Regions from separate parts of the Homo sapiens genome. Here region 1 is linked to region 2. The links are chromatin loops, found by intact Hi-C in ENCODE. Cell type or tissue: CD4-positive, alpha-beta T cell. All regions are shown on one strand. Each heading gives the region's core, and the rest is flanking DNA. Links, peaks and the distances in the headings are about the cores only. Region 1 overlaps TRDN (triadin). Region 2 overlaps LOC124901394 (a long non-coding RNA gene).

Region 1 (16,559 bases), core at 5,357-13,356, 1.7 Mb after region 2:
AAAATGAGAACGTTTTTTCTTCTTCATGCACAAGTTGGGAAACCTGCTGTACTCATCATAGCCACTTAGGCACCCAGGTTGATGGATGCTCTGCCTTCATCTGTTTCCACCTTTACAGAGGCTTCCACTTCACTCAGAATAAAATCTAAAGTCTCCACAAAGGTGTAAAAGGCTATTCATCAACTGAAGGGCGACGATAACACCTGGGCAGCTTTTCTCATGCAGCAAAGCCATTAACTGAGGTCCTAATCACACATGCTTGCCATTTGTAATCATTTGTTATTTGACGAAATTTCTTCCATTTCCAATAGAACTCACGGTTTCAGCATTTAGATTTCAAAAGTATATGCACAATTTAATTTCCTATTGCAACTGAATTTTAGCTTCACTCAAATTTTATCAAAATGACAAGACCAATTAGCGTATGAAATATTTAACTAGCAAGTTAAAAAAAAAACGCAGACAGAAAGCTAATTGATGCATGAGTTGTTTTTTCTTGTTTATAGAGGGCCTATGAAAACATAATGCATATGAAAAGAGCCGTGACTTCAACTTTGCTGTAAAATGGTCTCTATAGAAAGGATTTAGCCTTGATGAGAAGGCATGGATGTGTGAATGTCATTGTGGAAGAAGTAGGCCAGAATAACCAATTAGGGACAGAAAAGGGCAGTTAGGCAGGAAGGAGTTAAAGACTGCAGGTTAGAAAACAGTTTTTTATTCAGTTTGATGCCTTGGTAACATGAGGCATAAAGTTTCCATATGTGCCTTCGAATGTGGCCAGGTAGGGTATATAAATACGATGATTAAAAACTCATAGTCTTGCCTACTGAAAGACTGAATCAACAAAAAATGACAATGGACAGTTATAATTTTCCTCTGGCATTTCTCTTTCCTTCTTATTCTGCTCATTTGGTGAATGGCCCTTCCCCTAAACTCTAACCATGTAGGCTCAAATGGGGTTTCAAGTTACTGTCATTGTTCCACCTGTCACTTTCCCCATGAGTGTGGGCCCATGACCCAAGTTAGGCCAGAGTGCTGTCCATAGTCTTTAAGTAAAAAGGAAAAAAGGAAGATGATTTATTTTTATAGATGGTAATTTGAGTGAGTGCAAGAAATGCTATTGGCCGTATTTACATCCTTGACGTGGTAGCTAATCTTGAAAATAATGCTGCCCCATAAAATAAGACAAAAAAACATATTAAGGTAGAAGTTTAAAGGTATTTCAAGACTATGATTCATGTATCCCTGGAAAGTACTATTCCCCTGACCTCCTGACATTACATTACATGATTTAATTAATTCCTCATTTTGTCTAAGTTAGTTTATGTTTGTATTTTGTAATTTTCAAACTAAATGTTTATTACTCAAATAAACATCCATACAGATTTAGAATAGTTATAGCAACTTTAAAACTCTTGAATAATGAGAGTGAGATAACAAACTAAATAAAACATTTTATGTTTGATATAACTCACCTTGCTGCACGACTTCTTATAGGAGGAAAATAACTTCTCTGATAAATGTTTAAATATACCTATTTTGGTAGCTGGTTTAGAGAGTGAATAAATATGTATTTATTTAATGAGACTTAGGAAGAAAAATATATTTGTCAATTCAGCATTTACTTGCCAGAAAACATTATGTTAATGTAAATTTCAAAATTTTTATAACTAAAAGCAGGGGTAACTTTCATTGGTTTTATCTTATGAATAAAATAGGAAACAAAATTCAAATGCTTCTTTTAATTTTATTCTGAGCTTTAACTTCTGTTTTTTAAAATGTTTAATGTGAAAAGATGGCATTTTATAGCTGGAGTATAAAATTAACAACATGTTTATTCCTCCAAACTATTAATAAACACAGCGAGACAGCCCAAGACAAATTAGACACAGCTACCCATAACGCTGTTACATTTATCTGCTTTGCTAGTAATTATAGTTAGAAAAAATCCACTATCCTTTGTGCTACATAGTAATCCATAATTTATTCCTGTTACACCTTTTTACTAATTTTTTCCTAATAGCCCCTTGAAGGAAACACACAACCTTATTATTATTATCTGTATCTACAGCAGATTTAGGAGGTTTTAAAACCTGTTATAGTTGTCATTGAGGATAAGTAGAGGGGTTTGCAATCTAGAATTTAACCTTAGGTAATAAGTACTGAAGACTTTTTTTGTTAGGCCTAAGTCTTGTTACATAAACTTGCCCCATTTTATTTAACCACTTTGACCTAAATTACTACTTGTATAAATTGTGAGCAGCAATGATTCCATTCAATAATTTTTTAAATGTGTGGAATTCCCACTATTTTGTAGGGGAACTTTTATGTGTTTGATTCATCATGATTAATTTAGTCCAAATTAGTTTTTAAAATATGTATTAGATTGCTTTTCTTGGAATTCCAATGGGAGGAATGTTGGATTCAGAGTTATGAAGGGTATTATCATGGCTCTCTCTCTGAATCTCTCTTTTCCCATCTCCCATAACTTTTCCCATCTCCCTTAACTAAGCTTTCCTGCTTAGTTAAAGTTTTGGATAAAAACTCTATACCTTGTAACAAGATTGCTTCTGTAAATGTCAGGCTTACAAAGTCATTAAATGCTGAACCCCAAGGAAAAAACATGCTGAACTCAAAATTCTAAGGAAATTTTCTGATTGGCCAAACTTGGGTAACATGTTAGATGTGTGGGCAGAACTGAATACAGTTACGTCCCAGCGACTGGTTCCAAGATGCCTCAGGAATACCAAAATCCAAGGATGTTCAGGTCTCTTATAAAAAATGAGATAATATTTGCATATAACCTACGCACATCCTCCCAAATGTTTTAAATTATCTTTAGATTACCTACAATATATAATACAAAATATATGTTATGTAAATAGTTGTTATTCTGTATTGGTTTTTAATTTATGTATATATTTTTATTGTTGTGTTATTTTTATTGTTTTCTTGGAAATATTTCTTTTTTTTGAGATGTGACCTTTCTCTGTAGGCTGAAGTGCAGTGGTGCTATTATGGCTCACTACAACTTCAAACCCCTAGGCTCAAGCAGTCCTCCTGGCTCAGTCCCCTGAGTTGCTGGGACTAGAGGAGTGGGCCGCCACACTGGGCCAATTTTTTTTTTTTTTTTTTTGTAGAGAAAGGGTCTCACTCTGTTGACCAGGCTGGTATCAAACTCCTAAACTTAAGCAGGTCTCCTGCCTACACCTTCCAAAGTTCTAGGATTATAGGTAGGAGCCACTGCACCTGGCCCCAAATATTCCTGATCTGCAAAAAATGGTGGCGCTCACCTATGCAAAGCCTATTGATGCAGAGTTGGCCATCTGTATATAATTACTTCTATGGCTGAGTCCTCCTGAAAAAGTCAAAAGAGGTTAGGTGGGAAGAGGATGAGGAAAAGTTCAGGTCGAGTATGAAGAGAGAACAGCAGAGACAGTGGGAAATGAAATTGGGAAGAAAGATCCTGATATTCCTATCAGGTAGCTGATATAATTAAGTTTGTGGGCACAACTGGATAATTTACACTTCATTTGACAGGTAAATGTGTAAAGGAAACAGATTGACAAAATCATATCTTTGCCTAAAAAGTATTAATCTGCCAATATACTGTCAAAGGCAAGAGACCAAGAGAAATAGTAGTTAGAAAGTTATATCAATAAATATTACAGAGCTCAAGTCAATTACAACAATGCTGGTGACAGGTAAGGAGGGCCTAATCCAACGTGGCAGATTGAGAGGAGAGAGCCACGGAAAGCATTATAAAGGAAATTCACCCAGTATATAGCAACTGAGCTTCTAAGGAAGGAAAAGAAAACATGTATCAGTATTTATTTAAATGGCTTTTTAGCAGATAAATTTCCTCAGAGAATTTTGTGATCTCTGCTGTTTCCTCTCTTTTAACTGGAAGAAGAATGTTGTTAGAAAAAAGAAAGAATCAGAGGGAAATAGATACCGTTCTGTCATGATGACTTTTTAAAAACATACTGTTTTCATATGAGCACTTCAGTTGGCTGGTTCAGTTGTTGTTAAACAATATTTTGGGGAACCCAAAAACCATTTTCCTTTTGGCATTTAACAACAATTAAAAATTTTTTCCATTAATTTATAATGTGGTTCCTTTGTTACTTAAGTAATCTTTAGGCTAGAGAAAAAAAAGTGAGTCCATTCTGTTTTTTTCGACACTGAGTATCTAGCACCTAGTATAATGCCAGTATGAAGCAGATGCTGAATCCACCCATTGAATAAACAAAGGAAGCATCTTCCATCACATGAGATGTATTTTTAGTTTTATATCCTTCAAAAAGGATTTGCCTCCCATCTGTGAATTTCTGCATTTACTTTGTCTTTATTCACTTTTGCTCACTGTGGTCATGTAGAGAAAAACTAAATATTGTATTCCCAGTCTCCTCTGCTGTATGTGGAGTCTTAATTAGCTTTTCAAACACATTGCAGATAAAACCTATTAATCCTCTGACCTTCACTGAATTCAAAAGTTTTTGTGTTAATTGTTTTGAGAGAATAATAGACAGTTTTGCTGTTTTTTTTTTAAAAAAATCCTTGCATCTCTGCCAGGAAAACAGTAGAACCAGAAAGAGCATTTGAAAGGCTGCTTGTATTTCAGCTGCCATCTTTTACCACTAGTGCATGTCAGAGGACAGTCATTTCTAAACTTTATGAAAGTCATTTGTTTTCTTACAGCTTTATAAAATAAGCTTTTAAAATGATTTCTATCCAAAAATAGCAAAAATAGCAATTAGATCATTTAAGATGATTGTAATTTTGTTTATTAAAGCCCTAAGTGGAAAAGGAACTTACATTTATTGTCCACCTATTAAATTACGAGCACTTTGCTTGCATTAACTCCTTAAAACTTCAGGATCCCCTTTTTCCTGTGGTTTGACCATTTGTGTCAATATTCACTTTTGTTTACAAGGTTTCAATCACTCCACTGGGTACTGACGAAAAACTGATGAAAATTGTCACCCTCATTTCACAGAAGTGCACACATTCATTTGTTTTCGAGAGTAAAAATTTCTACTGCTGATGTAGGAAGGAATTAGGACTTGAAATCTGTTTTCTCTGATTCTAAAACGATTGTCAAAGTTTCAATGACCATTAGCACTTGGGAGGCAGGAGGTACTCAGTAGTATCACCCAAGGTTAAGGTGACATACACACCAGTTTTCTCCTGTAGCATTGACATAATTATTCATCACACTTTCTTTTATTCTCAGAGATGTCCAGTGTGGATGATTGTGCTCCATCTCAGAAGCTTTTAAAATTATGTATTTGCGAGTGCTGTGGGAGACCAAGGTGAAAAGATCACTTGAGACTAGGAGTTTGAGACCAGCCTGGGCAACATAGTGAGACCCGCCCCCTGTCTATAAACAATTAAAAAATTAACCTGGGGCTGTGGCACATGCCTGTAGTCCTAGCTACTTTGGAGGCTGAGGCAGGGGCATCATTTGAACCCAGGAAATAGAGGCTGCAGTAAGTTATCACACCACTGTACTCCAGCCTAGGTGCCAGAGTGAGACCCTGTCTCTAAAACAAAAAATAAATTTTAAAAAATTATGCATGTGTAAAGGCTAAAGCAACTCCATCATGGAAACTAATTCACTATGCTGACTTCTGCTTAACCCCAGTTCCTCTCAGATTTCTATTTTCAAGTACTTACCATAAATCCTGCTTATAGGCAAATTCCTTCTGAAACATCTATACCCTTTCTCTATGGTATAGAAGCCCTGGCTCTGGGGGTTAACAGTGCGGGGATCCACCACCTCTCAGCTACCCGAGACATGGCTTCTGCTTGTAAATCCCTAGGAAATGCTTCTTTCAGAGAAACTGGATCTATCAGTTTCTTTTTTTAGCCTCTCAGCTCCCATGGCCTTTGGGAGTAGGTTCACATAGATAGACCTGCTCATCTTGAAACAGCATCTCTAGAGGTTTAGAATACCAGAATCTCTCTTCCCATCAGCGATTATGATTCAGTCGTCCTGGTGCAAGGATAAGAAAGACAACTGTATTTTAAAAATGATCCTTGGGTGATTCTCTTCTGCCAGGTAAGCAAAACACTCATCAAGGCTCATAAAAAAAGCAGCCATGAGCAGTGAAACAGAATGCTTTGCTGGGAGTCGGGAGCTTGGACCTGAGGTCTAACCCTGCCACTGGATGCACAACCCTCATCGTTTCAGGCTTCTGCTTTTTCTTTATAAACCGAGAAGATGGAATGGAGTCAGTGGCTTTATGTTGGGGTTGGGGGTTGAGTGTAGAGGAAAGAGTACCTTGCAAAGTCTCAAAGTATGAGACTTTGTCAAACTATAACAAGATTCTGAGATTCTTGTAGCCACCTACCTCCATGGGAGCTGAGGGTGAGTGAAGAGGTACTTGTTCTTTTGGAAAATCACTGCTTTTAGGGTGCCAGTGTTTGGGATGAAAGTATGTTGTATGGTATCATTGCCTATGTTGGAGCAGGAAAAAAGAAAGAATGGAAACTTAGGTAGATGGTCCTGAATTTTTATTTCTAAATCAAAACATTAAAAAAAGTTTGGATTTAGCAACTACTTGATTCAGTAACTTGCTTTTCAGCTGCTTAGTTTAACCACACACACACACACATACACACACACACAGCATGAAACAACAGCTGAAGACGTATTTGATGATGTGAGCACAAATGGATTTTTTTAGTCTTTTTCCTACTGAGTTGCTGGAGGGCAACAGTGCGAACATCCACCCTTCCTTGCCAGCTGGTGTGTATTCCTAAACCAGGGAAATAACGGTCACACTTACCCTACCTATTATGACAAGCTACCTCTGGGTCAAAATTATTACAGCATGTTCTTATTAGTGTCTGAATCCCACTTTCATTTGTGTGTTATACTTACCCAGTCCTGGATGAGTAATTTTAATTGTGAGAGCCAAATAAGCAAAATGTGGAGTTAGCCCTTGACAAAAATAGCCACTGTTACAAACGTGATTTAAGGGCTGAAATGGTTCAGATCATCATCCCTGGTGTCTTTGCTTAACAAAAGCAGCTAGGAGGGGTTATTGGTCTCAGAGGTGGAATATAGCTGCTCTGCTCTGTCAGAAGGAAAGTGCTCCTTTGGCTACTTCTTCTTTGTCCACAGGGCAAATACTGTGATATGAGAAACCGGAGAGATGGGATGTATCATTGGCAGCTTGGCCCTGAAGGCTTTAGGGCAGTATTTTTCTCTTTCTGCCCCTAGCCAGCTGTCTTTTTGCACAGGTTGAATGCATGTGCTCTGCCTTTGACATTGTGCATTTAAATGCCAGCTTGTGCAATTTACAGTACAAAAGGGCAAGGATACGTGGGGGAATGAGGAAAAAAGAAACCTCTTTTCTCTTCTCATTGGCTGACCTTTGTGATTTCGCTTTATAAAGGCATTGAAAGAGCCCCTTTGACCATATTTCTGATCTTCAAAACAATCACAGAAATAGCCCTTTATAATGTTATTTATATACATTGCTACCAGTCTTCCTGCATTAGAATATAAAGAATAATTTGTATCCCTGGAACTGAACACGGAAAGCCATTCCTATCTCAGTTAGCTGAAAGTAAAACCAAATTGCACTCTGTGATTTTGGTAATAGGGATCAAAAAATTTTATATTGTAGGATTTTAGGCCAATAATACCTGAATCTGAAAGGTAGACTTAATATGCTTCCCTCAAATTAATTTAGAAAATTTCAAATTTGGAGAGATCATAACATAATAATTTTATGAGACAGATATAAAGGGAGATGCAGGACTGAGAGTGACCTTGGTGGTATGCAAATCCTCATTCTTGAGAAATGATTTGTATAGACTTAATGATTCTCTTATTCTCCTTAGGTATTCCTTCATTAATTCATTTGTTCACTTATTGAGTCCTTTCATTAGAAAGATGCTTTTCTGGGTACTAAAGAATAATGGTGGCTGGGCGTGGTGGCTCACGCCTGTAATCCCACAACTTTGGGAGACGGAGGCAGGTGGATCACCTAAGGTCAGGAGCTCAAGTCCAGCCTGGCCAATATGGTGAAGCCCCATCTCTATTAAAAATACAAAAAATTAGCTAGGCTTGGTGGCAGATGCCTGTAATCCTAGCTACTTGAGAAACTGAGGCGAGAGAATCGCTTGGACCCGGGAGACGGAGGTTTCAGCGAGCTGAGATTATGCCGCTGCACTCCAGCCTGAGTGCAACAGAGCAAGACTCTGTCAACTAAAAAAAAAGAAAAAAAGAGGAAAAGAATAATGGTGACAAGGAGACAAAGTTTTTGCATTTATAGAACTTCATAGTCCAGTGAAGGAGACAAATCATAAAGGGCATGTAGTATGATATCCGAGAATGATACTTGCTATGAAGAATTGAGAGGGCAAGTGGATAGAGAATATGGAAGGTGCTGTGTTTTCACTGGGTGGTCTGGGAAGGGCTGTCTAAGGAGATGCTATCTGAACAGAGACTTGGATGAAGAAAGGAGTGAGCTGCACACACATTTGTGAAAATAGTTTCATACAGTAAAAATGCAACCTTCACACAGAAGAAATGCAAAAACCCCAATGATCAGGGAACAGGAAAAGAAGCAGTGGAATAGAATAGCATGAGTGAGGAGCAGGTGGTAGGAGGTGAAGTTAACCGAGTTGTGGAGATCTGGATCACAAAAGATATTATCCTGAGTGAGGTCTGATGCTTTCAAAGGGCCTGAGTACAGATCATTTTAAGCAATTATAAAAGTGAAAACAATTAGAATTAACATAAACACATTTCTCGTGTGTTTTGTTGGCTGGAAAATTTGTTTAGTTGCCTCTTGCTCTGTCCCCTTAACTTTAGTGACACTGCTGTCACTGAATTTTGCATATGAAATTCTCTTCAGAAAAGGATAAGACTAGTGCCATCTGGTGGTCGTAGTTGTGAACGTCATACTCCATCCTGGAGTATTTGCAAAACCAAAAACATTTAGGCCCAGCAGTGCTAAAACTTTCAATAATACTTATCCTCCTAGGTAAATATGTCTATTGAGCACATATAAAACTAGAATATGGAAACTCGACTAAAGTATTCGCTGATGTTGTTCTGTGCTTTGAGGAATCTTTTAGTTTAGCCCAGTAGTTATTTTTGTCTATACAGTATATGCAATGCAGTTCACATAGTAGGGAATAAATAAATTGCTATTAAATTGAAATTAGCCTAATGTCTACTTATCACTGAGGTACCATTGACCTTTATTAGGTCTTCTTTCTTAGGTCTCTACAACAGTAGTATTCTTGAATCCAGAGAGAGACCACATCATTTTCTTTTTATTGTGATATTTGTGGTTATGATTATTTGGCTAGTACACTTACTATTTTTATATAGTGTTTGCCTAATAAATATAAATTTACATATGGGATAGAAAGAACTATGTTTTAACATTACATGGGTGTTTATCTTAAGGGCTACCTGCTTAGACTGTCTGGCTTTGAGCCTTGCCTCAGTCACCTGCAAGTTCTATGGATGAGCCTTAGTTTCCTTCTCTGGAAAGACTCTAATGGTTCTAACGTTACAGCGATCTTGTCAAGGTTAAATGAGAAAATCTAGGTAAGCTGTCTAGCCCAGTACTTGGAATATTACAAGTATCCAATACATGGTAAATATTTTTATAATTTGTATGTGTTTGGTATGTAGCATTTGATAAGCTAAAGGTCAAATCATGTCTCATGGGAAAATTAAATATAAATAAGTAACTAGTTTGTAAGGATAGTTCAGCCTGATCACTCAATAAGCATTTAGTTGAATTCCTTATTTGTAGTAAGCACTGTTCTGAAATATCCATCATACATTTATATTACCAAGAAGTATGCAAAGCTACAAAAGGACAAGCCTCTGAGTGTTTAATAATTGTGTTCACAGAGCCTAGAGTGGCATCTGGCACAGAGTAGATGCTCAATTAATATTTGCTGAATGAATGAATTAGAAAGGACTCCTTAAATATAAATATTATCTAGTTTTACTTCTTATTCATGTAATTATTTAATAAAATTTGATATGTTAAAGTTTCTGTATATAGATGTAAGTAAAACTGAAACGATATTCAAAATTGTATTATCATTACATTTTTACCTAGGAGAATGAAATCAGTAATAATCCTAGGGTACTCATTTTCCAGCAATAATCAAAAGATTCTTATATTACTAATTGTGAGCAGAATACTTAAAGAGAGAAATTTTGGCAAAACTATTATGCGAATCACTAAATTTGCATATAGTGGTTTTTCCCCTAAAATGTAATGTGTGTTTTAAGACTTAACTCTCAGAATGGCAATTCCATTTTCCTGCTTCCAAGTTCTTGATTGGGAACTCTTTATTATTACACATATATTTTCTATTCAGCTAAAACCTCCACAACATACAGAATAAAAGATTTGATTTTTCCTGACTGAAAGAAAAGCTGATATTTGTATATATGCATTTGTTATTTATCAAATGAACTCTAGGACAATGTCAACTGCTTACTAATATCCAATATATTCCATGGACAGCCTCCCTCAAGCAATGAATCTCAGAATATCATGGCAATGTGAAAATTCCTATAACTCACATATTTCTATATATCCTATGGAGTACGTTCTCGTTAAACATGAGGTAACACTTATTCTGTGTTTTAATGACATTTCAGTGGTTTCTAGAATTTTTTTAAAAAAATCTCAATAGAAAGGATTTAGTAACCTTAAGGTTAACCTTGATCAATATTTCGGAAAGTATTATTAATTGGAACTTAAAGGAATGCTAAATGCAAAGATGTGGCATAGGTTCATCAAAATTAAAGAAGTCATGTAAAATTAACCTTAATTCTTCATCAGATAGCGAACTTGAAGATCAGAGAAATTGTGCAGGCTTGATGCATGTGTAGCAAAGCATTTGAAAAGGTGCCTTCTGATGTGTGATTAAAAGGTAAGAAAATGGGCTGAATGCAAGAGAAAACTAGTTACCCCTTGAACCTTTACTAACCAACACTTAGTAATGGATAACTCTTAATCTGGTAGAGATGTCTAATGGTGAGTAGGGGGCTTCATCCTCTTCTGAGAGTCTCTGGATTTAGTCATTACTAAAAAGATTTTGCATTTGACACTGTTGACTATCTCTTTATCTGTAAGAAGCCTATTCATGATTTGTCAATGGTTTTTGACATGTCTGTTATAATAGGCAAGCACATCTTCAAAGCCAATGAAATTTGTTACAATTTTATGTGAAAAAATACCTTCAAGAATGCCTTTTGGGAAACTATATTCACTTGCCAACTGGCTGTATTAAACACCACTCTTTCTCTTGTCAAGTGCTTTTTCTTACAATGCCCTATTTATTCCTGGAGAATTCACTTTTATCAGGCTATGAAGTCATCAATTCAAGCTCACTATAAAGAACCAAAGCTTCACCTTAAGTGCTTAAAATACTCCTAAGTAATTTTGAGTAATGGTCAATTCTACACCCTTTAGAAACACCATTTTAATTATTTTTTATAACCAGTACTTTCTGGTATTTCACCAAGGTGTGATTTCAGATGTAATTCTAATTAAAGTAACAATTTGATTGTTTGATGCCAGAAAGTCCAGACATATAAAAGTCTCTGAAATTGAAGTGTTTTTGATAATTGTTTTGGGAGCAATCACAGGACATTGAGTCCAAGATTCAGACTGAGAGACTGAGATGCTGATGTCATTGGCATTACTGCTACTGTTGCCCCAACACTGGGAATTTGTTGAGAACAGAAAGATGAAACCATTAAATGACCTTTTCACAGAATCACATTACATGGATTCCAAACTTTCTAAAGAGTGTTAACTTTTCAAATCAAGAAGTACTATGATATCTTGATTTCTTATATTGCTTTTCCCTCGTTTTCTCCATGCTATTTTCTTTTTAATGTGATTTTTTCATTGTCCACCACATTCCTCCTTAAGTAATCATGTTTAGTTCTATGTTTGAACACAGAGAATTATTGAACATTTTAGATATTTTTTGGGGATTCCAATCTGCTGGAAGCTGTCAAGGTCTAAATTAGCTAGTTACTAATGAACCGAACATAATTTTTCTTTATTTTTTTCTTATGATTTTATCACATGATGAGAATTATTCTGGTCGTTTTAGGATTTACCATTATTATTTAGAATTTTTTTAAAAATTGATATTGTTTTAGTTAATTTTTAAACTTTTTACCACAAAATATTTATTCATAGAAGTTACTAAAAGCTACATATCCGAGTTTGGTAAGTTCCCAGCTGAGCCTACAGTCTGTTGATAAAGAGATGTAACCAATGATGATCAGGCATCTTGCTTACAGAACATTAAGAGACCCAGAAGAGTATTCATAATCTCACCAGGCAGCTATACCACAATGAAATTCTAAATCTAGGAAGAAAAATAGGACATTTCTTAAAATGTGATGATGGTCTTCCAGCACTATCCAATTAAACTTCCTATATTGGTAGAAATATCTTATGTCTGTACTGTTGCATGTGGCAGCCACTAGCCACAGGTGGCTCTTTAGCTGTTGAAATATGACTAGTTATTGAGAAGTCAAATTTTCAGTTTTATTTAACTTTAAATTATTTAATTTTGCATTTAAACAGCTTAATACAGTTATTGGCTGCCATATTGGACAGCACTGCCTAATCTTTAAATTTACCATGTTCTCCCCAGCTCCCACCCATTTCCCTTGTTTTCCAATAATATAGACTTGGGAAGTAAATTGTGGTTTTAGTTAAGGCAAGGTTCAGGTCCTGTGTTCGTCTAATAACTACATAAGATTCCATGGTGTGCTGGTTAGCTATATTTTGGGGAGATAAAAATAGTACTGCGTTATAGTGTTTGCTGATTTCCGTGGTGTACGTAATTCCACCAAGGCCAATTTGAAGCTAACAACATGAAATTAACCAGCCAGAAGGATTTCTGAAAATTTAACTATCTGGTCTCATAAGCTGGTAAAAACTGTCTCTAATATACCTATACTCTTTAAAAGTCCCAAATCCTTCCCATGTTTTCTTAAATGTTGCTAAGGTTTACATGCCCTAGATCACTTCTCTCTGTGAGTTCTGCTCTTACTTACTTGGTTCAGCTCATGGACTGGCTTCTTAATTCTCTGTATGCTGGCCTTTTGTTTTTTTCCATAAAAGCACTTTTCTTTAGTTTCCATAAAATCCATTTTCAGAAACCAGTTGTGCAAAGCATAGAATTTTTTTAAAAAGATACCTGCAGATGGTAGAGGGGATGGGGAAAGTTCTTACTATGTGGCAATATTAATAAATACAGATTAAGTATTGGGTATCTTTGCTATTTAATATCCTCAGGCTACTCTTCACTGCCCTTTCCCAGGTTCCCTCCCACTGCACGTCATCTCTCTGACTCCTCTTTGGTGCCTTCCTTCTGCCATAGCTTGTTCTCACATCCTGAGTTTTGGATTTCCCCCAGAAATTCCAAACTTTCCAACTAGGTCATACAAAGCAATTCAGTTCTCTTCAGCCTCTATTCGCAAACTCTCCTTTTGATATTCACACTCATCCTGTTGCTTGAAGGACCCTTTATTTGCCATAATCAATCTTCCTTAGAAAGTAGTTATTCAGGCTGGGTGCGGTGGCTCATGCTTCTAATCCCAGCATTTTGGGAAGCCGAGGCAGGCGGATCATGAGGTCAGGAGTTCGAGACCCGCCCTGCCAACACGGAGAAAGCTCGTCTCTACTAAAAATACAAAAATTAGCTGGGCGTGGTGGCGGGCACCTGTAACCCCAGCTACTCGTGAGGCTGAGGTTGGATAATCGCTTGAACCCAGGAGGTGGAGGTTGCAGTGAGCCGATATCCCACCACTGCACTCCAGCCTGGGCAACAGAGCGAGACTCTGACTCAAAAAAAAAAAAAAAGAAAGAAAGTTATTCATACATGTAACAAAACTTATTGAATAACAGCTACACACCAGGCACTCTTCTGCTTGTAAATATCAAATTTGGCCGTTCATTATATTAGTATTGGGTATAATAATTTTCAAAATGCCTAGCACACTGCTGATGTATGTTGGCAATCAATAGGTGTCATTTTGTTATGTATTTGTGAAGCAAAATTTAGAAATATATTAACACACTAAGGGACAGAAATAAAGGCTACAACCTTTGGAAAGATTCAGACTTTCATCTCTGTCTTCCTTTTAATTACACATTCTATTTCACCCTCAAAGCTGACTCTTAAATACTAATATTTGTGATGTCCAGATATGTATAAACAGTGATGTAATCCACTATCATTTTAGTAAAACTGTGTATAAATCACTGTACATTTAATTAATACCACATGTATTTTCACTGACCCTATGTTTATTTGTTGCTGTTGCTGTCATAAATTCCCTAGTCACTTATTGTGGATACACAATAAATATATACTTAAAATACTTTTAGTTTCAATAAGTGAAGAGAAAATACAATAAATGTTATAGAAATGATTAACATTACATTTTGGTTCATTTTGTTTCTTCGTTGATCACTTTTTGTTTTGCTGTAAACTATTTGGTAATTTTTGTGAGTGCAGTGAGTAATATTTTATTGTCCTGATGCTAGGTGCTTGCAAAAGGGGAGAAAATGCATGGTGTTCTGTTTTACTTTATGTGATTGGGCATAGAAATGTCTTACCAATTTGATCTCTTATATCTGCCCACAGCTCTTGGACTCCGCAGCCTTTGTCTTAGTTCAGGTCATCATTACTCTAGTCTGGAGCAGTACTGTATCCTCCTTCACAATATGTACTTTACACCAAATATTCTGCATCAATGATTTCACTGACGGCATGTCTGATTATTTCACTCTCCACTTAAACCTGCCAAAGCTTTACTTTGTCCCTAGGATAAAGTCTTAATTGAAGAGTTTCAATGTCTTTCCTGATCTTTCTCTGGCTTCATCTCTTGATAACTCTTTCATCGCCCTTTGCTCCATCCATATAAAAGTCCATCCAATTGTTTAAAGTCAACCCACTCTCTCTTACAATTATGATTATTTCAGAGCCTTCTTTGTTCAAATCCTTATCCTCCTCTCTCCACCTCCCCTTTGTTTGAATACCAGTTGTTACTTTCATAAAATATCACCCCTTACTGGTCTTCTGGATGGACAGGTGTCTTGTTTCAATGAATTTCATAAAATCTCTATCCCTTATAATAGCACATGGCATACAATACTGAGTATTTGTTTCTCACTAGACTCTGAGTTTTGGGTGTGTGTGTGTGTGTGTGTGTGTGTAAATTACATTATCTGTTTTAACTGACAGAGCAAGGCACATTTTGTGAAGTGAATGTCATGCTTGTGTTCAAAATTAAGGAGAATTAATAACTGCAATACATAAGCAGAAGAATCTGTTTCTTTGCTAACATTCAAAAGTAGGAAGAATGAATACCTTTGCAAGTGGCTATTATGTTCAAAGTATTATGGTTGGTACTTTACATATGTCACCTCATTTAATCCTCACAGCAATATGAGCCTTTGAAAACTTAAGCATGCTCAAGGAAAATATGAAATGGCAAAGCCAAGATTCAAAGCGTGACCTTTCTGACTGCAATATTTATGTTCTTTTCACTAATCCATATTGCTTTTGAGAATCTGTGAAAGCTGTGTTGCTGACTACTACCCATTTTGTGGGCTAAATTGAAGAATATATGTCAAAGAGCCTTGTAAACTGTAAATATTCTACATAAGTACTGTGAACTTTATAGGTTTTCAAGACACATCTGTTAAATAAATCACTAAGTGACTATATGATATTATTATTGTAGTTAGTGTGAAAGAGAAGCAAGGAATACTTATTATTTCCATTTCCAGGAGTAACATCACCCAGTCTATGTTCCTCATTAATGAGTGTTGCATTAAAGAAAAGTTCTATCATCACATATGTTTAGGAATCAGTGCCCTAACTTAGATTGGTTTCTCTACTGCAGAATTTCAGTCTGGTATATGTTAAGTATATTGTAAAGTCTTAGGAGGGTAACATTTTGTATGCAGTGCTCTCCAGTGTTATTTGACCCTGAGCTGCTTTTGTGGAGAAGAGCATCTATCTGGACTAGTATTCTATGGGTTCCACTTTAAAGTGCTATATATCACTCGTAAAATGATTTTTCTTGTCAGAGATTATTACTCTTAAAGATATGCTCTTCCATGTAAATTTAAACAAGGAATTCGAATGGGTACTTCTGGGACGGTCGAGTATGGAAATTAATTTATATACGTATGTTGCCAAACAATTCTTTTTTTTTTTTTTGAGAAAAAGTCTCACTCTTGTCCCCCAGGCTGGAGTGCAATGGCGCGATCTCTGCTCACTGCAACCTCTGCGTCCTGGGTTCAAGCAATTCTCCTGCCTCAGCCTCCTGAGTAGCTGGGATTACAGGTGCCCGCCACCTTGCCCAGCTAATTTTTGTATTTTTAGTAGAGACAGGGTTTCTCCATGTTGACCAGGCTGGTCTCAAACTCCTGACCTCAGGTGATCCACCCACCTCGGCCTCCCAAAGTGTTGGGATTACAGGCATGAGCCACCGTGCCTGGCCCAAAACAATTATT
Region 2 (16,559 bases), core at 4,836-12,835:
TTCTAAATTGGCTCAGCTCCAGGTAAGGTCAGAAACTTCTGCAAACAGACCTTCAGCTTCTCCAGTGGGGGTGTGTGTTCAGGAGAGGAGGGTCTCACTTTTCCACTTCTGTAGTTGGGTCCCTCACGGTATTTGGGATGTCTCTTGGGTCCTGTAGGAGCAGTCCACTTCCTTCAGAGGGTCTGCGGGTCCTCTCGGGATTGCTGGTTTGTTCTTGCAGTCAATCCGGAGCCAACATTTACAATGCGAGCTTTCGCAAGCTGCTCGGTCTGGAGCTGCAATCTAGTCCTGCCTCCCATCTGCCATGATGATCTCTCTCCTATCCTATTTAATTTAAAACAATCCTTTAACCCTCTAAACTAGGCAAAAATGTACATTCCCATGTCTTCTTATAATCTTTTACTAAAGGCACATTTCACTTTCTTCACACACCTGGCATGTAAAACTATTTTTTTAGAAGTCTCGAGTACAAGTTATACTGTTAACTCTTAGCAACTTTTGGTGAAAAACCTGGTCAGTAAGCAATTTTAATTATGTATTAGGATTGAGCCTAGGACATCAGACGGAAGTGCAGATAAGGTCTGACTCCTTCCAGCATAGCTAGGGGGCATGGCTAACCCCACACATCCCCAGGCCTTACCTAGCTGTAAAGCAGGCAAGTTGAACAATTTTCAAAAGTGAAAGCAGTTTACAACCTTAAAGCATTTAGTAAACCTAATATCTGACCTGCCTAATTTGGACCAAATGTCTATGTTTTACCAATGATCTTTAAAGCTGTTCTTATTTCCTAAAGATGATTAAAGTCACGTAAACTAAAAGGAATTATAGCTTTTAGTTTTCTTTCAAAATATTTAAGCACTTATTTTTCTTTAAGCCAATTAATTAGAGCTCTTTTATATAAACATTACACACACAACACATATATAACTATACAGACAGAAGATCTAGTGGTTGTAGGATTTTTCATTTGCCAGTTTGTAAGTTTCTTAATTGGATTACTGACTTTAGGGTGGAGTCCTTGGAGGAACAGGGTAGGAAAACAATACAGTTTCTAGGGCCTAATAAGCAGGCACAGTTGGAAGGCAAAAATAGATCTCCAAAATTAAGAGTCTCATTTTTATATCACATCCTGGATCCCCAAAAAGAAGGAAATGCTATGCTTTTACTATACATTTTATTGCAAAGCAACCCGAAGTCAATCAGCCAATCAGTAAAAGACAGTGCAATGCTTTTACTATACATTTTATTGCAAAGCAACCCGAAGTCAATCAGCCAATCAGCCCATTCTGTGATTAACCCATCTCCCATGGGAGTCTTATCTCAGTGAGGAGTGGGGACACTTTCATACTTTCTAGGTGGCCAAGAGCATGCTTCTCTGATCCAAAGGTGCAAAAGCAAAGTATTCCCTCATAACTGCCATTGGCCATTACTAAAGTATATTTCCTACCTAGGTATTGAACACCAAAGCGTTCTCATAATGAGAAGTAATTTCTGATACCCCCCAAAGTAAAAAATGGCAGAGAATGCAATGCAAAACAGAGCAGAGCCTTAAATTTTGAGAGGGGTCTATCTCGTCCCAATTCCTGGGGTTTCATGTGGAAATCAGATGTTCTTCCAAAAACAGGGTTGGTGGTACTTCCTCTGTTTTTCCCATGGAGTCCCAGGCTCCTAGAGCTTGAATACCCACTTTTAATTAAACTGACTTATAACCATAGCACTCTAAAAAAAAAAAAAGTCCTTTTAAATTTATTACTAGACTCTAGCTAAGCCAAATGGTCAATATTTCTGGCTTTTGAACTTTACCAAAGATAACCTCCCAGGTGCTTAGAGAAAGGAAAATTCAACAAGGGAAGCCAGAAGTTGTTCATGGAGGGGAAGAGAATCCACAAATGATAAAGTCACACAGATATCAACCAAAAAGTACTCGTTTCCTAAGCCAGGATTGAACCCAAGCTGCCATTGTAAAATGGCAAAGCCTTAGCTGCTGAGTTACAGCATTGGGCAGTTTCCATTGCCCTTCCCAGAAGGAGTCTACAGCAGTCCATTTTGAGCTTGCAATGGTTTTTAACTACTCAAGATAATTTTTAGAGCTAAGTATGACATTGTTATAAGCAGTTAGACAGGCATGAGCAGGGCAGGAGAGGGCTCTCCCCACCCACTAAGAATGTTGGTTGATGGCTCAGAAATGATCACATGGCCTCTCTAAAAGTGATAAATTGGCAGCCAGCACCAGGGAGAGGCCATCTCCTGATGGTCCACACCTGTTGCATTAAAGTGTTAATTGAATGCAGATGCCAGGGAGAAGCAAAAAGGGGCTTCCAATAAAATCTCAGGTATTTTGCAAGTCAGCCCAGGCATGTGCATTAAGAGACAAAATGGCAGAGTATGATCTTCCGGGTACACTCCACCAGAAAAGGGAAGAAAGCCTCAGATGGTCATGCGTACAACTTGCTAAACACCCTACGCATGCTCACCTCGCAAGTGTAAGGAGGGCCCTGCACATGTGGGCAGCCCACCCTAAGGGAAGAATCATGGGAAAGGGGCCAGCCTATAAGTCCTAGGGTCAAGGCTAAATACCACACTTGATCTCATTGCCCACTTGGGTTTTTTCCAAGCATACCTTCCTTTCTTTCCTTTCCTGTTCTAAAGCCTTTTAAATATAAAACTTCCACTCCTGCTCAAAACTTGCCTCAGTTTCTTTTTCTGCCTTATGTCCCTCAGTCGAATTCGTTTTTCTGAGAAGCAAGAATCGAGGTTGCTGCAGACCCATGGGGATTTGCTGCCAGTAACTTGGATACCTTCCACCGGTAAAAACATGATCTCCAAAATTCCCGTCCTCTGGATGGTGGAGACAAAGAGAAAGTAACCACCACGTGGTTACAAGGTCAAACTCCCAAGAACCTTATTGACCAGTTTTCTGGGCCATCTTGAACAGCAGGGTAACGGGGTCCTAAGCTCGTGTTCTATCCTAAGGCACCCCTCTTTCTGACAGAAAGATACAGAAAGACATTCATAGCACAGAGTACAACAGATTCACTACAGCTCATGACTAGCCTCACAAATCCTTTTTCCCATTAATCAAAATTTTACAGAGGAGATAAACAGTGATTTTTACCATTCATTCAGCCAGTTTGCATAGAGAGAAAGAGGCCAGAAGTCTGACTGGTAAGAAATTCTTACCGTTTTGCTGGCATGTCAGGTTTCTGGGTTCTCTTTCCCTGAGTGGCCTTAGTGACCCTGCTCACCACACCATAGCTCTGGGCGCCAAGCCGTGTCATAAAGGAAAATCTTGGAACCACAGGCAAAAACCTCTCAATTTTGCAAGTTGCTCCCCAACCAGCAGAACTGAATATACATTTTTCATTCCAGCCAGAGCAAAATACATGTGACAAAACATAGACATTAGCCACTCTGCTTAGCACCCAATATCAAATTGGCAAGTCTCAAACTTGGCCCTAGATGGGCCCTGTCATCTTTAATCCATTTAAAGTGGATTAAAAGAGTTTCAACATGTGGTCTCTGGGGAAGATGGTTGCACGGAGTAACAGAAAAGGTAAGAAAGGGAAAAGAGAGAGAGAGAGAGAAAAGCATTGCCTGTGGCAGAGTGGGGAAGGCAGGAGCTCAGGGAAGCCAGAGAAAGACCCACCCATCCCAGCAATGCTGAATCAAAAGTTCAGGCAGTTGCTTGTCAGTCGCAAAGGGATCTTTTCCAGCAGTCCCATCAGCTCTCATGTTTCCCGCTTTGGAAAGAAAAAAAGCTCCCCATGTCCAGTGGTCCTATACATGCCTAATCCTGTCACCCACAGCTGTCAGCAAAAAGTGCAAAGCAAATTTAATTTTTTAAAATCAATTAGTCGCTTAAGTTTTTTATTTGCCTTTTGTAAAGTCTTTAAATAAAAATACTGAAATCTTTTTAGAAGCTTCTGCATATCAATAGCCATGCCTACAGGAGACTAATTTGGGAGCCCTCATTTTCAAACGCACTTTAGTGCAGTTTTATTCATTTGGAACATTCCACTGTAAGTTATCTTTAGTAAGATTTCACTATTACTCTAAGACTTCACTACTTCTGGGGCCTAACACTTACGCATGTATAAGCTGGAGGGAACTCAGTTTTCCAAAAATTAAGGATCCCATTTTTTACCTAAAATATTGGTTTTGTTTCTAGGTTCCCTTGATTGACTTAATTAATGATTTTTTTCCTCCTACCTAAGCACACAAGAAAAGTGGAAAAAAAAAAAAGGTAGAACACAAAAATCCCTTTGAATTTTCAAAAGCCAAATTTTTACACCCCCTGCAATATTACTATTTACCACCAGTTTCTTTCTGACCCAGTCAGATGTGCGAGGCCTCTAACTGGATCCAAGTCAGTTAATTACTGGGTCAAATGTGATCCTGGACCCAGTCCAGTTTCTGTCATGACTTCCAAAACCAGTTTGGATCACAAATTTGCTCAAAGAAACTCAGTGAGCTCAAAACACAAATCCGTGGAGCTCTGAAATGCCAGAGAGAACTTACCACAATCCCCAGCTGCTCCAATAGATCAGTGAACACAAATGGGTCCTGTAGGTACTTCACTTGGTCGCTCAGCGCTCCTGAGGGTCGTTGGAAGCTCTACTTCGGATCCCATCCTCATTGCTATCTAATAAAAGAAAAGCTGGGCCAGGCGCGGTGGCTCAAGCCTGTAATCCCAGCACTTTGGGAGGCCAAGGTGGGCTGATCACAAGGTCAGGAGATCGAGACCATCCTGGTTAACACTGCAAAACCCCGCCTCTACTAAAAATACAAAAAATTAGCCGGGCCTGGTGGCGGGCACCTGTAGTCCCAGCTACTCAGGAGGCTGAGGCAGGAGAATGGCATGAACCCGGGAGGCGGAGGTTGCAGTGAGCTGATATCACGCCACTGCACTCCAGCTTGGGCAACAGAGCTAGACTCTGTCTCAAAAAAAAAAAAAAAAAAAAAAAGAAAGAAAAAGAAAAGCTTCAGCCAAATTGTTACAATTGTTAACTAATTTAATGAATGATTCATGAATTGGGCAGCCTTCACAGCCAGAGTAGTCTCTGAGACTCCAGAGCAGCCACATGGTAGATTTATGGACAGAAAAAGGAAAGTGACATGTAGAAAATTGAAGAGAGGTAAAGAAACAGCTGGATTGGTTATAGCTCAGTGTTTGCTTTATTTGAACAGGTTCGAACAGTTGGCTACATTTGACTGGCCAGAACTCGGTGATTGGCACAGGTGTAGGCTATGGTCTGTTTATACCTTCACTTGTTATAGTTCAAGATGTATAGAAACACCTTTAGGCCTGACTTAAAATATGTAGGAAGGAAGCTTTATGCTAAACTTGATTTAACAATTCCTTTATCTGAGGTTATAGTTCTTTTTGAGTTGAAACTTTATTAAGGATATTCTCCCATTTGGCTTTTCACCCTTTGTAATTCCAAGACTTCGCCGCCCCCCTTATTTCTCTCTTCATGGAAATAGGAAACTCTGTATGCCTCCAAGGATCCTTCTTTCTCCAGATACCCGCTGACAGTTCTCTCGGTCCTCATATTTACTTTACTATTTTTTAGTTATCTCTTTTTATGAAAAGTATATTTAACATTTTCAACAATTTAAGTATATATACATTTGTATTTAGTGGAATGGTATCAGGCTGTCTAGTCTATCATATTGTCAGAATTAAAGAATTTAAAATGTTCATTTATAAAATTCAAATTTACTATACTAATATAATATTTTCTCATTCCTAGTTTTTCCTTTCTTATTCTCTAGACATTGAAGAAGTAATAGTTGTTATCTTCAAATCTTACCCTATGGAACTAGGATGCACTGAAAGAGGAACAAAGCAGACACACATCGCCTTGGCGTGTTAATGAGGTGTCAATACAGCTCTTTGCCAAGAATAACTCCTGACTTAAGATGATGCTTGAAATCTTCCTGTGAGTCACTATTCTGGGTACCTTGAAGACAGTTGTTAAAAACCAAATATGTTCTTACAAATTGGTGATATATTAATTCATTGTCATACGTTAATGCATGTTTTGTATAAATTTATGGGATACAAATGCAATTTTGTACATGCATAGATTGTGTAGTGGTCAACTCAAAGGTTTGTATAGCATCCATCACCTGAATAACATATATTTACTCATTAAGTAATTTCTCATTTTCTACCCTCCTTTTCACACCCCCATATGCTAATACCTCAAAAAAAGAATTAAGGACTTGAATTTGGTAAGTTGGATTGAGAAAAATAAAAATAGTGTGTCATTTCAAAGTGAAGGTTCATTTGGAGTGTCTAGAGAATAGAATTTATTGAAAGCAAGAAAGATGGTTCCAAAGAGTGTTCGAGGAATGTTAAAAAAAAACTTTTGAGATATCTTTCATCATTTATAATATGATGGTTATAATTGTAAAAAATTTACAAATGTTAAGGATGATGATTGGGATTTCAAAAATTTAAGAATCAGTATGTTTAATAACAATATCAAGCAGTATTCAAGAACAAGTAAGTAGACTTCGAGCAAGACGTCATGCCATCAAATCTGTGCAGTGAGATGGTTGATGGGGAGAAGGAAAGGCTTTCTAAGGAGTTGGAAAAAAGTATGAGACAGAAACAAGAATGGCAGAGGTGGAGGAAGGCTGGTTAATAAGGCCAGCCCCACTGAAATGAGGGGTTAATTCTGAGAATTAATTATAGATAAGGTTGGATAGGTATGTGGGTAAGTGGAACCCACGGAGAATCTGGAAAGCCTGATGGTTCTATTACCAATAGTATTAGAAGTTATGTTCCAATTTTCATTTTGAAAGGAAAAACCAAAGTAATTATACTAGTTTAAGTAAATATTAGCAATTTTATTTTGACTGTGCTAAAATAATCATCATATACACACACGCATACACATTTGTGTGTGTGTGTGTGTGTGTGAGTGTGTGTTTGTAACGTCTCTTTGGAGGTTGGTATTATTATCCCCATCTTACAGATGAAGAAACTGAGTCTTAGATTATTTGACTGGCTTGGATCAAACAGCTAATAACAGTGGAGATGGGACATAAATCCAGATTAACTCCTCAGCCTTCGTTCTTAACCATTATGCCACATTGCCTCCAATTTCTAGTTTTCTTTCTCTCCATTCCTGGAAACACTTAAATAATTACTATCACAGTGCATCCTATAAAAAACATTAGCGAATATTCAGTGAAAATACAAATTAACAACCAAGGTTGGTGGATTAAATTTACTTGAAGTCAATGTTGCACCATATTGGTGGACAAACTTGCAAAAAGAAAAAATATGCAACTTCCTCTTAAATATATTGACCTCCATCTATACCAGAATGCTTTATTTTCTGCATATCTAATGATATCTGTTAAACAATCATCTGTTTTTTCAGAGGAGGAAGAAAAGGGCTGCTCTATTCATGAGCTGGGTGAACAGTTTAAAGCATTCACTAGAAAAATGAAGAAAATTAACACAATTTGACAAGCTGTAGGAACTTTCATGCGATGTGACATTTTAAACCAGTTCAGTAAGGAAAATACATAATTATTCCTCATAACTGTCACATGAATATAGCAGCCACTCTAAATGCTGGTGAAGAAAATCAATCTGAGAGCAAACAAGATCCATCAAACTGCTTGCATAATTCAATGGCCTGTAGAAAAAAGTATTCTTCCCTTTTGACTCAAATATTAAAGGAATTGTGCTTTCTACCTTATTATCTCTTCTCCATCCTCCTCTCCCTATTTCTAGCTTACCTGCACTAACACACATACACACACACACACACACACATTCACTCCCTCATCTGGTTTCAATAACTCACAATGATAATAGTCACAGTTGATTTCAACAATTCATAAGCTAGAGTGCTCCACCTAGATCTATTGTTTTCAATAAAAGCAGCAGAATATTGACATACATTATTTATTTATAATAATTATAGTTATTATATTCTGTAATTTATGCATTGTTGTGGAGCATTTATTATGTTTGATTCTATCATCACAATTCTCTATTTGCTATTACTCAAATTTGCTTAATGTTGTACTAATTTCTCCTTGGCATGTAATATTTATGTATCTTTCTATGAAGTCTGTCAGTTCTTTTTGTCTCTTGGGTAGTATCATTTCTTCCAACAAGGACCATTGCTTTATTTAATGAGTCTGTTTTTTGAAGAGCATAAACTACTGCCCTTGAATGTACTATACCCTAAATCTGTTTTTATGTTCTCATAGTTTAAAATTCATGATATACACAGTGAGTGTATTACATTTTCTACATGTGGATTAGGGGTGATCCAGCCATCATCTAGTTTATTTGGCAGCCTCTAGTTTTTTCCCCCTGAAAATCACAACCATATTGTTATCCATGATCTAATAATGTTATTACTATCACAAATCTAATCATGTTATTACTATCTTCATAAATTAAAAAAAACTCTCCATAACCCAAGGGCATTTCTCAAAATTTTATCTACCTGATGTTATCTATATTGCTTCTAAAATAAATAAAACAAATCAGATAACATTTTAAAAAGTAAACAGATTTCAAGATCAAACACATTGTGAAATATTCATATTATCACTCCCTCTTATAATTTTATTATATTATAACAATTTCTATAATAAAAACAAAATTCTGCTTAATTTGGATTAACTCAGCATTTCCCAAAGTTGACTACACACACACACACACACACACACACACACAAACACACACACCACAAATACACATATTTCAATGGTGGTGGGAATATTTCTTAAAATTTCATGAGCCTCTATTTTTGTGGAAATGATGAATCTACAGTAAGCAAATCCACAGTCTTCTGCATGACACAAGAGGCCTTGCCCAGTGGGGCCACTGCCCACTTCTCTCCCTGCATTGCCATGATGTGCCAACGAATGATGTGCCAATCATTCATTGCACTCTGGGGTCCAGCCATTTATAACAAATTGCAGTTTCCCCAAGAGGCAAGTGTTTCCACAACTCTTTGCATTCACATATACTTTAGTCTCTCTTGGGAAAGTTCTTTGTCTCCTTGCCTATCAAACTAACTTCTCATCATTCTTGCTTCCATTTTGAAAAATAACTTTTTTGTGACAGCTTCCCTGACCCCTTATACCATAAAACCTATTTATATAAAATTAGCTTTTCCAAAGTGTTGTATGAGGTATGATTCTAGTTGGTACTCAAATGAAGAATTTTTTATGTTAATAGTTATGTATTTATTTTAGCATGTATTAAAAACATACTGGTTTTCTATCATAATGATTAAAATTAGCTTGTGTAATACATTGAGTTTATCTTAAGAAGTAAGCCAACTTAAATAGAAATTTAAAATAAAAACAGCTTATTTGGATATGGCAAAATAGCATGTAAATGATCATCACTAACTGATTACATTATTAACACTTATCAACTGATTCAAAATTGCAGGGCCCATGATGAACATCAGAGGGCGCCAAATCATAAACACTTTAAGACATAAGCATGTTAAAGATGACTTTATTTCAATGGTAAATTCAATGATGATAATAGCTATCATTTCTTGATTAGCTATTTTGTTTTAAGCACTTTGTTAGGCAATTTACATATATAAACTCATTTTCTTCTCACAATATTTATTAAAAGTAACTATTATTATCTCCATTCTATAAATGAGATTATTTCAGATAATAACAATGTTTCATTGTTTTGTTTTTGTTTCGATTTGTTTTTTGCATTTAACATTGTTCAATGCACTGTGCTAAGACATCGACGTAAATGACCTCAGTTATAATCTGCAGTAACCCTGTGAGTTATGGTATATTGCATTCCTTGTTTGTAGATGAAGACACTGAAGCTTAGAGAGATGAATTAATTTGCTCAAAAGTACATGGTAAGGCAGTTATTCATGGAGATAATTATGTCTGAAGCTAAATCCTCATATTTTACTAAGGCAAATGACCTTTCAAGGATCTCAGAATAAATTCTCTCCCTTTATCTCTTTCTGCATCTTCATGTGCATTAAATACATAACATCTGAGGGTGACATCAGCAAGATGGCCAATTAGAGTTACCTGGATTTCATCCTCCCCACAGAAAGGAAAAAAACAATGAATAAACAACTATATTTCAACTAGAGTGACTGAGGAAGAAAGCTGAGAGCACCAGGGGAACAGCAACAACTCTGTGGAGTACAAAAACCCAGAAGAGTACCATAGAGAGGAAAGCAAGGCATCCTCCCTCTGCCACACTGTCTGCCACACTGTCTCCCACACAGAGATCAACTGGGAGTCAGAGGGAACTTCTTTCTACAAGGAAAAGGTGAGCTGGAGAACCCTAGTGGCCTCCATTGCTTCCACATATGCTCACAGTCCTTGCTACAGGAGAGCACCTCAGTTCTCACAGGCTCTGAATCAAGTCTGCAGTGTAGCTGGGAGTCTGCGCAGCTGCACTATTTCATAGTAAGACCCTTCTTGAGCATGCCCCTCCACCACAACCTACACTGTTATAGTTTGGTGCCATCTTGAAACTGGGACTACTATTAGAGTGTGTCCTGCTCTATGGTCACTAGCAACTGATTCCATTGCTGAGGCCCTGCTGTTGTGCCACTGTGTTCACACAAGGGCCTGCAACACCATGGTTCCAGCTGTCTAGAGTACAAACCAGATGGAATGGCCAAGAACCCAGCATATGAACCCATACAGCATATCACCCCCTCCAGAGAACAGGTGGAACTGCATACAGGAGAAGCTGCTGAACAGCCTATCAGCCACTAGGCCTGCACACACCCACACTGCACAGCTAGCAGATCCAGCAAGCTTTGTGGGCTCCCACCTGGCCTGACAGCTGGTCCTGTGGCAGCCTGACCTGCAGGATATACTGCTGCATCCTGCCCAGCTCCACTGTGCCCATGAATACCCATGCACAGCCTGACAACTGGTTCTGCAGTAACCTCATCCCTCTGGACAAGCTACCACAGAGCTACCTGGTCTTGAATGCACCCAATGCACCCACTAGCACCCCTACCTGGCCTCTTACCGCAGGTCTGGGAGTAACCCTGCCCCCTGAACAGACCACTGCATAACCGCCTGGCCCCATTGAACCCATGAGTGCCCATGCCTGGCCTCTGACGGCCAGCCAAGCAGCTGCCACTGCTTCCTCAAAGAGCCCACTGAACTACCTGTCAATCCTCCACAAATATATTTTTCTGGCTCAACATCCAGCCTGGTGCCCCCATCTTCAGCAAAACCACACCATCACAAACACCAGCAGCCTAGGCCATTGAGGCAATCACAGACATATCTGACAAGGATTACAATGGAAGAAACTACACAGAGACCACACTCCCGAGTTCACGCAGAACCAAATCCAACTCTACAGCCAACCAGCATCCTAAAACCCACTTAAAGGAAAAAGTTTCTCACTCAAAAGCTACTTCAAAAAACTGGAAAAAGTGACTTTTATAGTAGATTTGCAGATATCAATATAGAAACACAAGAAACATGAAAAAGGAAGAAAATATGACACTCCCAAAACTCAAATAGGCCTCAAGTAACAGATCCCAAAGAAAAAGACATTTATGAAATATCTGAGAAGGGATTCAAAATAATCTTAAGGAAACTCAGTAAGATAGAAGAGAACACAGGCACACAATTCAATGGAATTAAGAAAACAATTTATGGCCAGGTGCAGTGGCTCATGTCTGTAATCCCCATACTTTGGGAAGCTGAGGCAGGTGGATAACTTGAGGTCAGGAGTTTGAGTCAGGCTTGGCCAACATGGTGAAACCCCACCTCTACTAAAAATACAAAAATTAGCCAGATGTGGTGGCACATGCCTGTAATCCCAGCTACTTGGGAGCTGAGGCAGAAGAACTGCTTGAACCTGGGAGGCAGAGGTTGCAGTAAGCCAAGATCACACCAATGCACTCCAGCCTGGGTGACAGAGTGAGGCACAGTCTCAAAAAAATTTTTATGATCTGAAAGAGAAATCCAACAAAGAGATAAATATGAAAAAGAATCAAACAAGTCTTGGAGCTAAATAATTCAATAAATGAATAAAAAATATAATCGAGAGCTTCAACAACAGGTTAGATCAAGAAGGAGACATACTTTTTGAACTTGAAGACAGACCTTTTGAAATAAGCCAGTCAGTGGACAAAAAAAAAGTAAAGAAGAGTGAATAAAGTCTATGAGACTTACGACACATCATTAACTGCACAAATATTTGCATTATAGATACGCCAAGGAAGAAGAGATGGAGAAAGGCACAAAATCCTGTTTAAAGAAATAATAACTGAAAACTTCTCCCAAGTATTGGAAAAGATATGGACATCCAGATTCAGGAAGCTCAAGAGTTTCCAAATAGATTCAACCCAAAAAGATCCTCTCCAAGGCACATTATAGTGAAACAAAGACAAAGAGCAAATTCTAAAAGCTGCAGGAGAAAAATGTCAAGTCACATATAAGGGAATCCCCATGAGACTATCAGCAGATTTCTTAGCAGAAACCTTGTAGGTCAAGAGAGAATGAGTCATATTTTCAAAGTGCTGAAAGAAAAAAAGAAAGTCAGCCAGTAACACTACGTCCAGAAAAGAAGAGGGAACTCATCACCACTAGACCAGTGTCTTAGTCCATTTGCATTGCCATAAAGAAATACCTGGGGCTGGGTAATTTGTAGAGAAAAGGGTTTATTTGTCTCAGAGCTCTGCAGACTATACAAGAAGTGTGGTGCCAGAATCTGCTTCTGGTAAGGGATTCAGGGAGCTTCCACTCAGGGCAGAAGGTGAAGGGAAGTTAGTGTGTTACATGATGAGGGTGGGACCAAGAGAGAAGAGAAGGTGCCAGATGGTTTTTGACAATTAGATCTCCTGAAAACTAAGAGTGACAACTCGCTCATTATTGGGGAAATGGCATCAAGCCATTCATAAAAGATCCAGCCCCATGACCTAAACACCTCCCACAAGGCCCCACATCCAACATTGGGGATCAAATTTCAACAGGATATGTGGAGGGGAAAAATATCCAAAATATGTCAACCAGACTTACAAAAAATTCTTAACAGAGTGTTACAACTAAAGTGAAACAACAATAATCACTGTCATAAAACCTAAAAGTATAAAACTCAGGACTAGGATAAACTCATAAATCAAACTCAGATTACCCCAGTTATGTAATGGTGCTATGTAAATCTTTTAACCCTCTAGTATGAAAGTTTGAAGCCAAATGGTCAAAAAAAACAACAGCTACTATTAGTAGCTAAGGGACACATAACAGATGAAGAAATACATTAAAGCAACAAATGTAAATTATTTGGGAGAGGGAGAGGGAGAAGGAGAGGGGAGGAAGTGTAGAGTATTATTATATGACCACAGTTAAGTTTCTAATAAGCTTAAAATAGTCTATTATATCTACAAGACTCTTTGTGTTACTCTATGGTAACTACAAAGAAAGAAATTACAGCACATACACAAATGAGAGAGAGAAAGGAAACAAAGTTTAACACTACAAAAAAACAAACCAAGCAGTAAACAAAAAGAGAATAGATCTACAAAACAACCAGAAACAATTAAGGAAATTGTGAAAGTCCTTATCTATCAATAATAACTTTGAATGTAAAGGAATTAAATTATCCATTTAAAAGATATTGAGTGATTGAATGGATAAAGAAACAAGACCCAACTATATGCTGCCTAAAAGAGACTAATCTCATCTTGAAAGACAAACATTGGTTGAAAATGAAAGAATAGGGAAAGATATTTCATGCAAACAGAAAGCAAAAGCAAGCAGAAGTAGCTATATTTACATCAGATAAAATAGACTTTAAGACAAAAACTATAAAAAGCGACAAGGTCATTATATAATGATAAAGGAATCAGTTTAACAAGAGGATATAACAATTATATCTATATATGCACCCAACACCAGAACACACAAATATGTAAAGCAAATATTATTAGATCTGAAGGGAGAGATACAGTGTAATACAGTAATAGGGGACTTCAACACCTCACTCTGAACAATGAACAGATTATCTAGATGGAAAATCAATAATCAATAAAGAAATATCAGATTTGAACTACCTTAGACTAAATTAACCTAACAGATATTTACAGAACATTTTATCTAACAGCTGCAGAATACATGTTCTTCTCAACTGTACATGGAACATTCTTCAGGATAGATCATATATTAGGCCACAAAACAAGTCTTAACAAATTTAAGAAGATAGAGATCATATCAAGCATCTTTTTGAACCACAACGGTGTAAAACTAGAAATCAACAAAAGAAACTTCAGAAACATTACAAATACATGAAAATTAAACAATATGCTCCTAAATAACCAACGGGTCAATGAAGAAATAAGGGGAAATCTACAAATTCTTCGAAACAGATGAGAATGATGAGCACATCATACCAAAATCAATGGAACACAGCAAAAACAGTTCTAAGACAGAAATGCACAGCAACAAATGGCCACATCAAAAAGAAGAAATATTCCTAATTAACAACCAAATCATGAACCTCAAAAAACTAGAAAAGTAAGAACAAATTATATTTCTTTCAAATTAAGTTGAAAGAAGGGAGGAAATAATAAAGCTCAAGGCAGAAATGAATGAAATAGAGACTAAGAAAATTCAAAAGATCAATGAAATTGATATGGTTAAGCTTTGTGTCCCGTCCCAAACCTCATCTTTAATTATTATCTCGTGTCGAGGGAGGAACCTGGTGGGAGGTGATTGGATCATGGGGGCAGTTTCCCCCATGCTGTTCTCATAATAGTGAGTGAGTTCTCATGAGATCTGATGGTTGTATAAGTGTTTGGCAAGTTCTTCCTTTGCTCACTCTCTCTCTCCTGCTGCCTTGTGAAGAAGGTCCCTGCTTCCCCTTCTTCCATGATTGTAAGTTTCCTGAGGCCTCCCCAGCCATGCAGGACTATGAGTCAATTAAACCTCCTTTTTAAATAAATTACCTGGTCTCAGGTAATATCTTTATAGCAGTGTGAGAATGAACTAAAACAGAAATGAACGGTTGGTGTTTTAAAAGATAAACAACATCAACAAACTTTTTAACTACACTAGCCAACACAAAAAAAGAAAAGATACAAATAAAATCAGAAATGAAAAGGGGATATTACAACTGATATCACAGAAATAGAAAGGATCATAAGAGACTATTATGAACTACTATATACCAACAAATTTGAGAACATAGAATATGTGAATAAATTCCTGGACAATACGGCCTACCAAGATTAAATTATGAAGAAATAGAAAATACGAACAAACCAATAGTTAAGTGAGGAAATTGAATCAGTAGTAAAAAGTCTTCTATCCAAAAGAAAAAAAAATCTAGACTTGTGTCTTCTCTGCTGAATTCTACCAACCATTTAAAGAAGAACTACCAGCCTGAGCAACAAAGCAAGACCTGTTTCTACAAACATAAAAAAATAAATAAAAATAAAGCTTAGCCAGCTATGGTGGTGGATGCCTATAGTCCTAGCTACTTGAGAGGCTAGGGTAGGAGGATTGTTTGAGCCCAGAAGTTTAAAGGTGCAATGAGCCATGATCACACCACTGCACTCCAGCCAGGGCAACAGAGTGAGCTCATATCTAAACAAATAAATAAATCAATTTTATGAGGCCAGCATTACCCTGGTTTCAAAATCGGACAAAAACAAAACAAAAATGAAAACTGAAGGCCAATATCCTGGATGAACATAGAGGCAAAAATTCTCAACAAGATAGTAGTAAAACAAATTCAACTGCACATCAAAAAGATAATTCCCTATGAGTAAGTGGGATTCATCTAAGGTTGCAAGGATGATTCAACATATGCAAATCGATAACCATGATACATCACATTAACAAAAAGAAAGACAAAACCTATATGGTCATTTCAACAGATGCAAAAAAAGCAGTTGACAAAAATCAACATACTTTATGAATAAAACTCTCAACAAATTAGGCACAGAAGGTGTGTATCGTAACACAATAAAGGCCATATATAACAAACTCACAGCTAACATCATACTGAATGAGGGAAAAGCTGAAAACTTTTTCTCTAAGACCAGGAACAAGACAAAGATTCCCATTTTCACCACTTCTGTACAACATATTAATAGTACTGGAAGTATTAGCCAGAATAATTGGGCAAAAGAAAGAAATGAAAAACATCCAAGTTGGAAAAGAGGAAGTATATCCTCTTTGCATATGACATATCTTACATACAGAAATACTCCACCAAATACTGTCAGTATTGATGACTACAGTACTCCTAAATACTCTACCAAAAACCTGTTAGAATTAATAAACAAATTTATTAACATTGCAGGATACGAAATCAAAATACAAAAATGAGTAGTGTTTATATATGCTAATAGCCAACTGTCAAAAAGAAATCAAGAAAGCAATTCCATTTACAATAGCAATGAAAAATAATATATCTAAGAATAAACTTAACCAATGGGTAAAAGATCTCTACTTGGAAAATTATAAACATCGATTAAATAAATTGAAGAAGACACAAATAAATAGAAAGATAACTAACCTGCGTTCGTGGACTGGAA

Evidence for each region. Hi-C counts contacts between places; a loop is a spot of excess contacts. Peaks named below come from ENCODE experiments on the same cell type or tissue, not always from the same donor. Only the 100,000 strongest peaks of a DNase experiment are listed, where the experiment ranks them.
Region 1: a loop joins it to region 2, with 20 times the contacts of the local background. A loop is called at or near these places in 3 of 110 quality-filtered maps.

Annotation. Positions count from the first base shown.
Region 1 is chr6:123,408,383-123,424,941 of GRCh38, reverse strand. All of the region lies in intron 12 of TRDN (triadin), which reads left to right. Among named protein-coding and RNA genes, the nearest start is that of TRDN-AS1, 23 kb to the left of the region's middle. In CD4-positive, alpha-beta T cell, for the core only: CTCF peaks have their summits at 8,693 and 8,904 (motif pointing left); no DNase peak of the experiment used is centred there.
Region 2 is chr6:125,107,348-125,123,906 of GRCh38, reverse strand. It overlaps LOC124901394 (a long non-coding RNA gene), which reads left to right. Exons shown (of 2, transcript XR_007059735.1): 1 at 1-22; 2 at 5,776-6,280. Among named protein-coding and RNA genes, the nearest start is that of TPD52L1, 38 kb to the left of the region's middle. RefSeq lists an enhancer at 1-278. In CD4-positive, alpha-beta T cell, for the core only: CTCF peaks have their summits at 9,242 and 9,446 (motif pointing right); a DNase peak (open chromatin) is centred at 9,456.